2 separate regions of the Homo sapiens genome follow, and region 1 is linked to region 2. A link is an interaction called in ENCODE POLR2A ChIA-PET data of the cell type or tissue named here. Cell type or tissue: Panc1. All regions are shown on one strand. Each heading gives the region's core, and the rest is flanking DNA. Links, peaks and the distances in the headings are about the cores only.

Region 1 (4,324 bases), core at 1-4,000, 94 kb before region 2:
AGAGACCCGTCCAGCCTGGAATGCGGGTGTGCGCCCTCTCGCTATCGGGTGGGGACGGTTGCGATCTCCATTTTGTAGAGGAGGAAGCCGGGCTCAGAGAGGCCAACGGGCCAGGGTCATACGTGGATTTCAAACCCAAGTCTGTATAATGTTACACTGAAGCCTCTTAGCACCGCCAATCAAGTCACCCGCCCCCCCTCCCCCCGGTGGGGGGCGGTGGCTGTGCCCAAGGCGGGGCTGAAGTGAGAACTAGAATGAGCCCCACCCCCTCCTCCAGGCTCTCAGCTGGGCCGAAGGAGCCCAGGGTGTGAGGGGAGGAGCTTGAGGGACCCAGGGGGCGGGGCATGAAGGGGTCTCACCGCTGAAGGGAGCTGCAAAGACTGTGGCCACGCCCACTGCCGCCGCTGCCACCAGCATTTCGTTTTGCTTGCTCTTGTTCTGGGGGATCCGAGTCCAGGGCTCAGAGTCAGCCCCCTCCCTCCCCACTCCCATTTCTCCAAGGAAGCCCCCGAGTCCCTAACCTCAGGCTCCCCGATGGTCGTGGTGCGCACACGGCCCAGGTAGGCAGCCATCATCACAGACAGGTGCACGAAAGGGCCCTGCAGAGAGAAGGGTGGGCCCAGGGCCCAGGTGAGGGCAGCAGAGACGGTCTCACCCAGAGTCAGCACGGCTTCCCCCCAACACCCCCTCCTCCATCTCCCAAGCCCCCACGGCCGTCCTCAGATGGCTTTTGTCACACTCCGGGGACCTGGCCTGCCTCTTCCCCCAAGACTGAGTTCCTGGAAGGCAGGGACCAGCCCAAGTCCCCTCTGACGCAGCTTTCGTGGGGTGATGGGGGTGAGACTGGGGTGGCTGGGGTGGGTAGGGTGGTTGGGATGCCCTCACCCCTGCCCATACCACTTTCCCGAGGAAGAGGGTGCTGCCACAGGCCAGGGTGCAGGAGAGGCCCACCACTTTGGCCCCAAAGTTCTTGATATCCAGGTAGTCCTCCAAGACCACACCCGCCAACATGGTCTTCACCTCCGGGATTCCAGAACCTTGGCGGGGGTGGGCAGGGCCAGGAGGGGGACAATCTCTAGGTTAAAAATCTCAACACTCTACCTGTGTGATGTTTTCACATTACGATCTCGCCAGATCAGCAGAACCCTCTGAAGTTAGGATTATTTTCCTTTGGGGACAAGATCTTGCTCTGTTGGCCAGGCTGGAGTACAGTGGTAGGATCATAGCTTACAGCAGCCTCAGTTGCCAGGGCTCAAGTTATCCTCCTGCGTCAGCCTCCTGAATAGCTGGGACTATAGGTGGAGACCACTTCGCCCACCTTATTTTTCTAAAGAGATGGAGTCTAGCTATGTTGCCCGGGCTGCTCTAGAACTCCTGACCTCAAACGATCTGTCCACTTCCGCCTCCCAAAGTGCTGGGATTATAGGTATGAGCCAGTGTGCCCAGCTGGGTTAGGATTCCTTTGTTTGTTTGTTTGTTTGTTTGTTTGTTTGTTTCAGACAGGGGTCTCACTCTATCCCCCAGACTGGAGTACAGTGGTGCAAACACTGCTCAGTGCAGGATCAAATTCCCCAGGTCAAGCAGTCCTCCCGCCTCAGCCTCCTGAGTAGCTCGGACCACGGGCACATGCAATCATGCCCAGCTGATTTTTTTCTATTTGTTGTAGAGACAGGGTCTCCCTGTGTTGCCCAGGCTGGTCTCAAACTCTAGGCACAAGTGATCCTCCTGCCTCAGCCTCCTAAAGTGCTGGGATTACAGGCATGAGTCACTGCACCCAGCCTAGGGTAAGGTCCTTAAACTCATTTAGCAGATTTGGACACCGAGCATCACAGAGGGAATGTGAGTTGTTCACGTTCCTCCCGCCAGGCCTGGCAGAAGGCTGTGGCAGGATAGGGGAAGCCCGGATGAAATCTCAGGCCACCACTGAGTGAGCTTTGAGCTCCCCTCTGCTGGCCTGGAGCAGGAGGCAGGGCTGAGCGGCCTGGGGGAGCTGTGCCTCCTCCACTGGCCCCTCCCTGGCACTGGCCACTGGAACAGGCTTCGCAGAAGATCCTCCCACCAGGCCTCCCATCAAGTCCCAGCGGAGCCCCTGGAAAGCAGGTAGGGCCAGCAGTGACCCAAAAGTCAAGATCTGGCCTTCTTGCTGTGTCCCTTTGGGCAAGCCACATGACTCTTCCTGGGCCTTTGTCTGTGAAATGAGGCTGCCCCTTCCCGACTCCCCCCTGGGATCTGAGAAGGTTTTGGCCAGTGGGGACTGGCGTAGCGACTGTGGACTCACCTCCAGAGGAGGGTGTGATGCTCTGAGAGAAGCCTGAAGAGAAAGAGACGAGGGCCACAGGGTACACAGTCCAGGAGAGATACCGGAGCAGGTGGCTGTCCCCAATCTCCCTGTACAGCCACTGGTGCGCTGGGGACAGCCGGGTATCAGGGAGGCACCCACAGCCTCTGCAGCCCTCGGGGCCAGACGCTGTGGTGCCCACTTACTGACCAGGAAATGGAGTCACGAAGAGGGGAGGACCAGGCCACACAGTGAGGTGCAGACCCCCAAGAAGAGGCAGGAGTACGACCCTGGGTCCATATCCCAGGTTTACCACTGCCTAGCTGAGTGACCTTGGGCAAGCCACTCAGCCTCTCTGAGCCTCAGTTTCCCCATCTGCCAAGTGGGCTCGTGATGGGCTCTTCCTCACAGGCTCATTGAAGACTAAAGACGTTAAAGACTAAAGGGCCACTGAGAACTACATGACACAGGTGTGAAGCACCAAACACCGTAACACCATAGTAGGTGCTGCTTCTGGCAGCTGAGGGTCTCCAGAGAAAGTGTCTTAGACCCTTCCTGCCCACACCCCCTCTTCCAGGGAGGCCTCAGGGTGGAGGCAGGCTGCTGAGGGATGGGGTGGGATGGGGAGGAAGCACCAAGCTTAGTGTTATAGGGAAGTGCCCCCACTCTGCCCCAGGGCATGGAGGAGGGAAGGAGAAGAAACAGGGTGGCTGGAAGAGGAGGCAGAGAGCTCAGAGGAGGAAGAGCTCTTGGGAACATTCAGGCCTCTCTCCCTTGTGCAAATGAGATGACTGAGGCCCAGAGAGGGGCAGGAGCCTGCCCAGGATCACAGAGCAAGTCAGGAGTAAAGCCAGGACCAGATCCCCACCCAGAGCACCCCCCCCAACCTCCGCTGCACCTGGCGACATCCACCTGGCATCCCCAGAGAGAGCTCAGAATCCCTTGGCCCAGAGCAGCACCTGCCATGGAGGGGTTACCTCGGACCACACTCTCAACAGCCAAGTCCATGGCACAGCTGACCAGGGCCATGAGCACCCCGAGGGTCATCAGGAAGTACCAGTCCTCGCCCAGGCGGAAGAGCTTCTGCTTCAGCCACTCCAGGCCACCTGGGGCAGGGCATGGGGTCACGGCACAGGGTGGGGCAGGAGGCACAGACAGTCCCATCCTTGGAGGCCTGCTGGGCTTCAGGCAGAGAGGCTGGGGCAGGGGGATGGAGCTTGGTGGTATACTCTGGGGTAGTCCCGAGGGGGCCCTGCCTCACATAAGTGGCCGGGCAGGATTTGTGGGAGGTGACAGTGGTGACACAGTGGGTGCCAGGACTGCTGCCCCTACCAGAAAGCCGTTGACCTGCCGACCCTCCGCATCCCTGCCTGTACTGGGAGGTTCCTGGGGGACAGGGAGTATGGAGGGGGCTGGCAGCTACAGCTTTCACCTGCATCCCCGCAGAGTCCATAGCTTAGAGAGCACCAGGATCTAGCAGACTCCTGCGTGTCCCAGGACCTGTGGCGCCAGGTATCCTCTGGGTCCCCAGCAATGCTCCTGGCCCACTGGCTGCTAGCCCAGCCTGGGAGCTGGCCCTCACTGGCTGTGGGCACCAGCCCCTGGGGTTGCAGTCAGCCTCCTTCTGTGGTCCCTACTTGCTCTGCCCCGTAGCTGAGGGGACAGTCAGGTCTCAAAGTGAACAAAGCACATGGGGCTCCAAGGAAAGGTGCCAAGTGTAGGCTGCCCCAGCCCCTTGCTGTGGCCCCAGCTGTCCCAGCAGCTAACCCCCACGTCCCCTCATTGGCACAGGTAGGTGAGGGAGAGGCCTGGGTGGAAGATGGGCACAGTGACCAGGCCTTGGGCTGTATCTCCCGAAAGGCAGAGGGCAGATGCCCGGCCCATCTGACCCACAGACAGCTGGACAGACAGACCCCTTCCCTCCCTGCCACCCAGGAGACTTTGGGCAGTCATGTCCTGGACAAATGCCAGGAGGAGGGTGGTTCCTGGGCAGGGAGGTGGGGTGGGAGCTGGGCAGGAATGATGTCCTGAGTGGTCCTCCAGGGG
Region 2 (4,380 bases), core at 198-4,197:
TTAATACAAGAAGAGTGTTTGCTGGGTGAGGAGGAAAGTGCCAGCAGGGTTGGTTTTGTTCATTTTTGCTTCTCTGCCATGTCTTGCACTCAAAGGGATATGTTGTCAAACTGGGGTGGTTGGTGGGGTTGGGCAGGTAGGTTTCATGCTCACAAGCCTGGCCTGGTGTGAACTTCCATTTCCTTGGAAGTTTTCATTTGTTTGTTTGTTTGTTTGTTTTTGGAGACAGAGTCTCACTCTGTGGCCCAGGCTGGAGTGCAGTGGTGTGATCTTGGCTCACTGTTACCTCCGCCTCCCGGGTTCAAGTGATTCTCCTGCCTCAGCCTCCCGAGTAGCCGGGACTACAGGTGCGCACCACCACACCCAGCTAATTTTTGTATTTTTAGTAGAAATGGGCTTTGCCATGTTGGCCAGGCTGGCCTCAAACTCCTGACCTCAAGTGATCCGCCAGCCTCGGCCTCCCAAAGTGCTGGGATTATAGGCGTGAGCCACCGCACCTGGCCAGAAGTTTTTTATTTGTTTTTTTGAGATAGGGTCTTGCTCCATTGCCCAGGCTGGAGTGCAGTGGCACAATCACAGCTAACTGCAGCCTCGACCTCCTGGCTTAATCTGTCCTCCTGTCTCAGCCTCCCGAGTGGCTGGAACCACAGGTGTGTGCCACCACACTCAGGTAATTTTAAAATTTCTTTTGTAGAGACAGGGTTTCACCATGTTGCCTAGGCTTGTCTCAGACCTCCCACAGTCCTGCCTCGGCCTCCTAAAGTGCTGGGATTACAGGTGTGAGCCACCGTGCCTGGCTCCTTTGGAAGTTTATGTTGATCCACCTGTATTTCTAGAAAATCAAGAATGCTGAGCAACTGGAAGCCAAATGGTGATCCTTCTCACCTGCCCTTAGGTTCCTCAAGCACCTGGACACAAGATGGCTCATGTCAAGGCTCAGAGCTGGGAGCAGCTTGTTCTGGGAGCCGGGGACTGTTGTTTGTAAAGATCAGTGTCTCCCTATGGTAGGCCAGTTGCTTCCTGGCTTAATGGCTTCCCTTTGTGGCAGTTTGGAAACCCTGCAGGTAGTTTAGTGCATACTAATAACCTGGGTAACATTTCATGTTTGACAGGTGCCCATTTGACTCTGACATGGAGCTGTGCTCTCTGGGGCCACTTAGCACTCTGGGCATGCACTCCAGCCTTTGTCTGGGAGCACTCTTGGGGTTTAACAGAACAGTTGTTCAATATAAAGTGCCTCCTGGCAGAGACAATAGCTCTAGATGTCTCTCCACTCAGTGCCCCTCCCATCACTTCCTCCCTGTCTTCATGCTAATTGTGCTCTGGAATTCTTCCAGATTGCATTTAGGAGTGATGGGTTATGATTACACCTCTTAACAAGGTCAAGTACCCCATGTGCCCAGTGCAAAGGGGTATATAGAAACCATCTGATAAAGACTTTGGCCTAAAAAAATGAAACTATCATCTGCATCTCTGCTTCCTGGCAACAGTAGTTTGTTGCATGCTCACGATATGCCAGGCTCTGTACAGGGTCTTGACCTATGTTACTTAATTTAATCCTGTCACAAAGGAAGTCATACCATTAGCCCTGTTGGCCATTGGAGAAGCTTTGCTGGAGATCACCTGCGGGTGGCTGGTGGAACCCAGATCCAGGTCCTGCTTGGCCTGTCCCGGGAGGCTCTGCTGCTTCCATGGGGCTCAGCCGCCACTGGAATCCCTGCGTCGTGGAGGCAGCAGTATGGAACTTGGCACCAGAGTGGATTTCACGGCCCAAACAGAAACCTGGCTTACTCAGCAGTCTGTGGTGCTTTGGGACTGCAAGACAGATGCAATGGGTTGTGCTTTCTGGGGCCAGCCCTTCCAAATCCCACCCGCAGGAGCCTTGGCGGCTCTCTTAGCTCCTCTGACCCTCGCTGCCACGCTGGGCCTCAAGGCAGCCCTGGTGAGCATGGCCGGGAGTGTGGTTGGGAGCAACCCAGCCTTGGCCAGCACACTCTGTGCCATGACTGGATCAAGTCTGGCAACTGAACCTCACTTTTTTCTTATTAAAATTTTTGAAAAATGGCTGGGTGCAGTAGCACACGCCTGTAATCCCAGCACTTTAGAAGGCCAAGGTAGGCAGATTGCTTGAGCCCAGGAGTTTGAGACCAGCCTGGGCAACATGGTGAAATCCTGCTTCTACAAAAAAAAAAAAATACATTTTTTTAAATAATTGGAATGTTTTCATGTAAATGTATATGAAATATACACATTTAGTTTAAGTAATAAATCCAGGGGACTCCAAGTAAAGAAAGAGAACTCTTCTAGGATCTCAGAAGTCCCCTGCTTACCCTCCCCCATCCAGAGAGAACCGTCATCCTGAACCTTTGGCTGAATCACTTCCTTTTCTTCCTGGTTTTACCGTCCGTCTCAGTTATCTCCTGCTGCACAGCACAGCACCCCAAAACCCAGTGGCATAAGTCATCGGTGAGTCAGTCTTTCTTAGTTGGATGGGTGGACAGGCAGTCGCTTGCTCCCCGAGGTGTTGGTTGAGGCCGTGCGTGCAGCAGCGCACAGCTGGGCTGGGAGGTCCAGGAAAGTGTGTCCCTCGCCACAGAGCATTGGTGCTGTCAGTGGCCTCTCTGCTCTTCTCCATGTGCCCTCTCCCCAGAGCCCCTCCATGTGTCTCCCACTCACACGGGAGCTTGGACTTTCCTCCAGCTCGGTGACTGGATTCCCAGGAGCCACAGCAGAATCTTCCAGGCTTCTTTAGGTTTAGGTCTGGAATTGGCACAGTCCCAGCATCCTGATGTCAGAGTCGTCTCTGGGCCATCCAGATTCCGACAGGAGGGAAACAGACACCGTCTCTCCATGGGAGGCGTGGTGGGCCCTGGCAGGGGAGGAATGGCTGGCCATCCTGAGAGGGGCTCTGCATCATCCGCGTCCGTTCCGCCGTGTCGGTTCTGCCGCGTCTGTTCCGCTGTGTCAGTGTGCCTGTCCGGACTCACACTGCAGGTGTCCTCAGTGCCTCACTTTTTTGTTCCCCAGTGAATTCCTCGTGAGGGAGCCCAGGGCTCTGTGTCCACCTAAGCTTTTGGTCATCAGGACAGCATCCCAGCTCTGACACCTGAGGTGAGGGAGAAAAACTGAGTGACTAGAGGTGTTGGGAAAAGGTGCCCGATTGCAGCTAAGACTTTGTGAGTGGGGGTCAGGTCAGTCTGCATCTAAAATGAGGACTCTGGGCTGCTGGGCTCTGTGGTCTCGTTCTGTTGGCATTTTCTATGGTTCTAAGGTTTTAGGATCTTCCTTAGAAGTTGCTTTAACTAGTGCACATATTTATCGCCCATCACGCAAGGTGAAGACAAGACCACAGACCTTGACACTTGTGCTTGAGCGATGGGCACCGTATTCCAAGGGTGGGGTGGGGCAGGCTGCCTGGTGGGAACAGTATTTCTTCACCCTGTGTTCCCGCACATCTGGGGGCGATGGGGAGCAGCTGGCTGTTGATCTGATTACTGTGGTTAACGTCTCCCCAGACAGCACCTCCTAGCACGTACTTAGGAGGGGATATGTTCCTAGGACCTGCACACCCCTTCGCTCCCAAACCCTTTTCCTATGTCCCTCCAAGCCTGGCCGTCCTGCTGGGTTCCTGTCGCTGAGGAATAGATAAGAGGGGAACTAGGATACAGGCTGGTGATCCCTCCAGAGCAGTTCACGTGGGTTGGAGGTGGGGGACTGCCTAGTTCTAGCTCAGCCCCTCAGAGGGAAGGACCCAGCCGGCCATGCCTCCGTCTCGCCACGGGCCTTGAGAGAGGGGCTGTTAAAGCTTCCCGGCTGGGGAACAGCCTGGGGGACCCTGAGCTCCACTTGCCCTGTGAGGGTGGGGCTTCGGTTGTAAAGTCCACAGTGACACAGTTCTGCGGGTAACACCATTTAGCACTTAGTCCGCCCCCTCCTGGCCCCCTCGAGCTGCTCTTGCACCCCTGGGAGGCCAGTCCCAGATTGTACTGGTAAGCGCATTTCAGCTGCTGCTGATCTCTCTGTGGGTACAGGGCCCCTCCCTCCCTCCCTCTCTCCCTTCCTTCCTTCCTTCTTCTCTCTCCTTTCCTTCCCTTACTTTGCCCATCTTCACTTCTTCCTCCCCCCTTCTTATCATTTCTCCTGTTTTCTTCCCTTTTGGTGCGTTTCTCTGCTGGGGCAGCCTCAGAGGATTATAGACGCCTCTGTTTCTCCTCCTAACACCCGTGTGTGGGAGGAGCCCACTTCTGGGCGGGCATCTTGCATTGGAAAAGTGCAGTCAGCACGGTGGAAAATGTTGCTCATGGGCACACAGCTGCTCTCTTGGCGGGTGGTGGTATGTGGGGGGCTGGGCCACCACCCACCCTGTCCTTGGGGCCTTTA

The links. ChIA-PET counts read pairs that join two places held together with the same protein. Peaks named below come from ENCODE experiments on the same cell type or tissue, not always from the same donor. Only the 100,000 strongest peaks of a DNase experiment are listed, where the experiment ranks them.
Region 1: POLR2A ChIA-PET joins it to region 2 with 5 read pairs; 2 of 35 experiments call an interaction of 5 or more read pairs at or near these places.

The regions. Positions count from the first base shown.
Region 1 is chr1:16,044,618-16,048,941 of GRCh38, reverse strand. CLCNKB (chloride voltage-gated channel Kb) reads right to left here. Exons shown (of 20, transcript NM_000085.5): 3 at 3,256-3,384; 4 at 2,279-2,407; 5 at 898-1,037; 6 at 522-599; 7 at 360-438. Among named protein-coding and RNA genes, the nearest start is that of CLCNKB, 3.0 kb to the right of the region's middle. RefSeq lists enhancers at 1-297, 298-1,201. In Panc1, for the core only: no CTCF peak of the experiment used is centred there; no DNase peak of the experiment used is centred there; H3K4me3 peaks cover 324 bases.
Region 2 is chr1:15,950,996-15,955,375 of GRCh38, reverse strand. All of the region lies in intron 2 of ZBTB17 (zinc finger and BTB domain containing 17), which reads left to right. It overlaps LOC124903855 (a long non-coding RNA gene), which reads right to left. Exons shown (of 3, transcript XR_007065486.1): 2 at 2,331-3,106; 3 at 1-1,815. Among named protein-coding and RNA genes, the nearest start is that of ZBTB17, 23 kb to the left of the region's middle. RefSeq lists enhancers at 1,781-2,980, 4,224-4,273. In Panc1, for the core only: no CTCF peak of the experiment used is centred there; a DNase peak (open chromatin) is centred at 2,405; H3K27ac peaks cover 1,134 bases.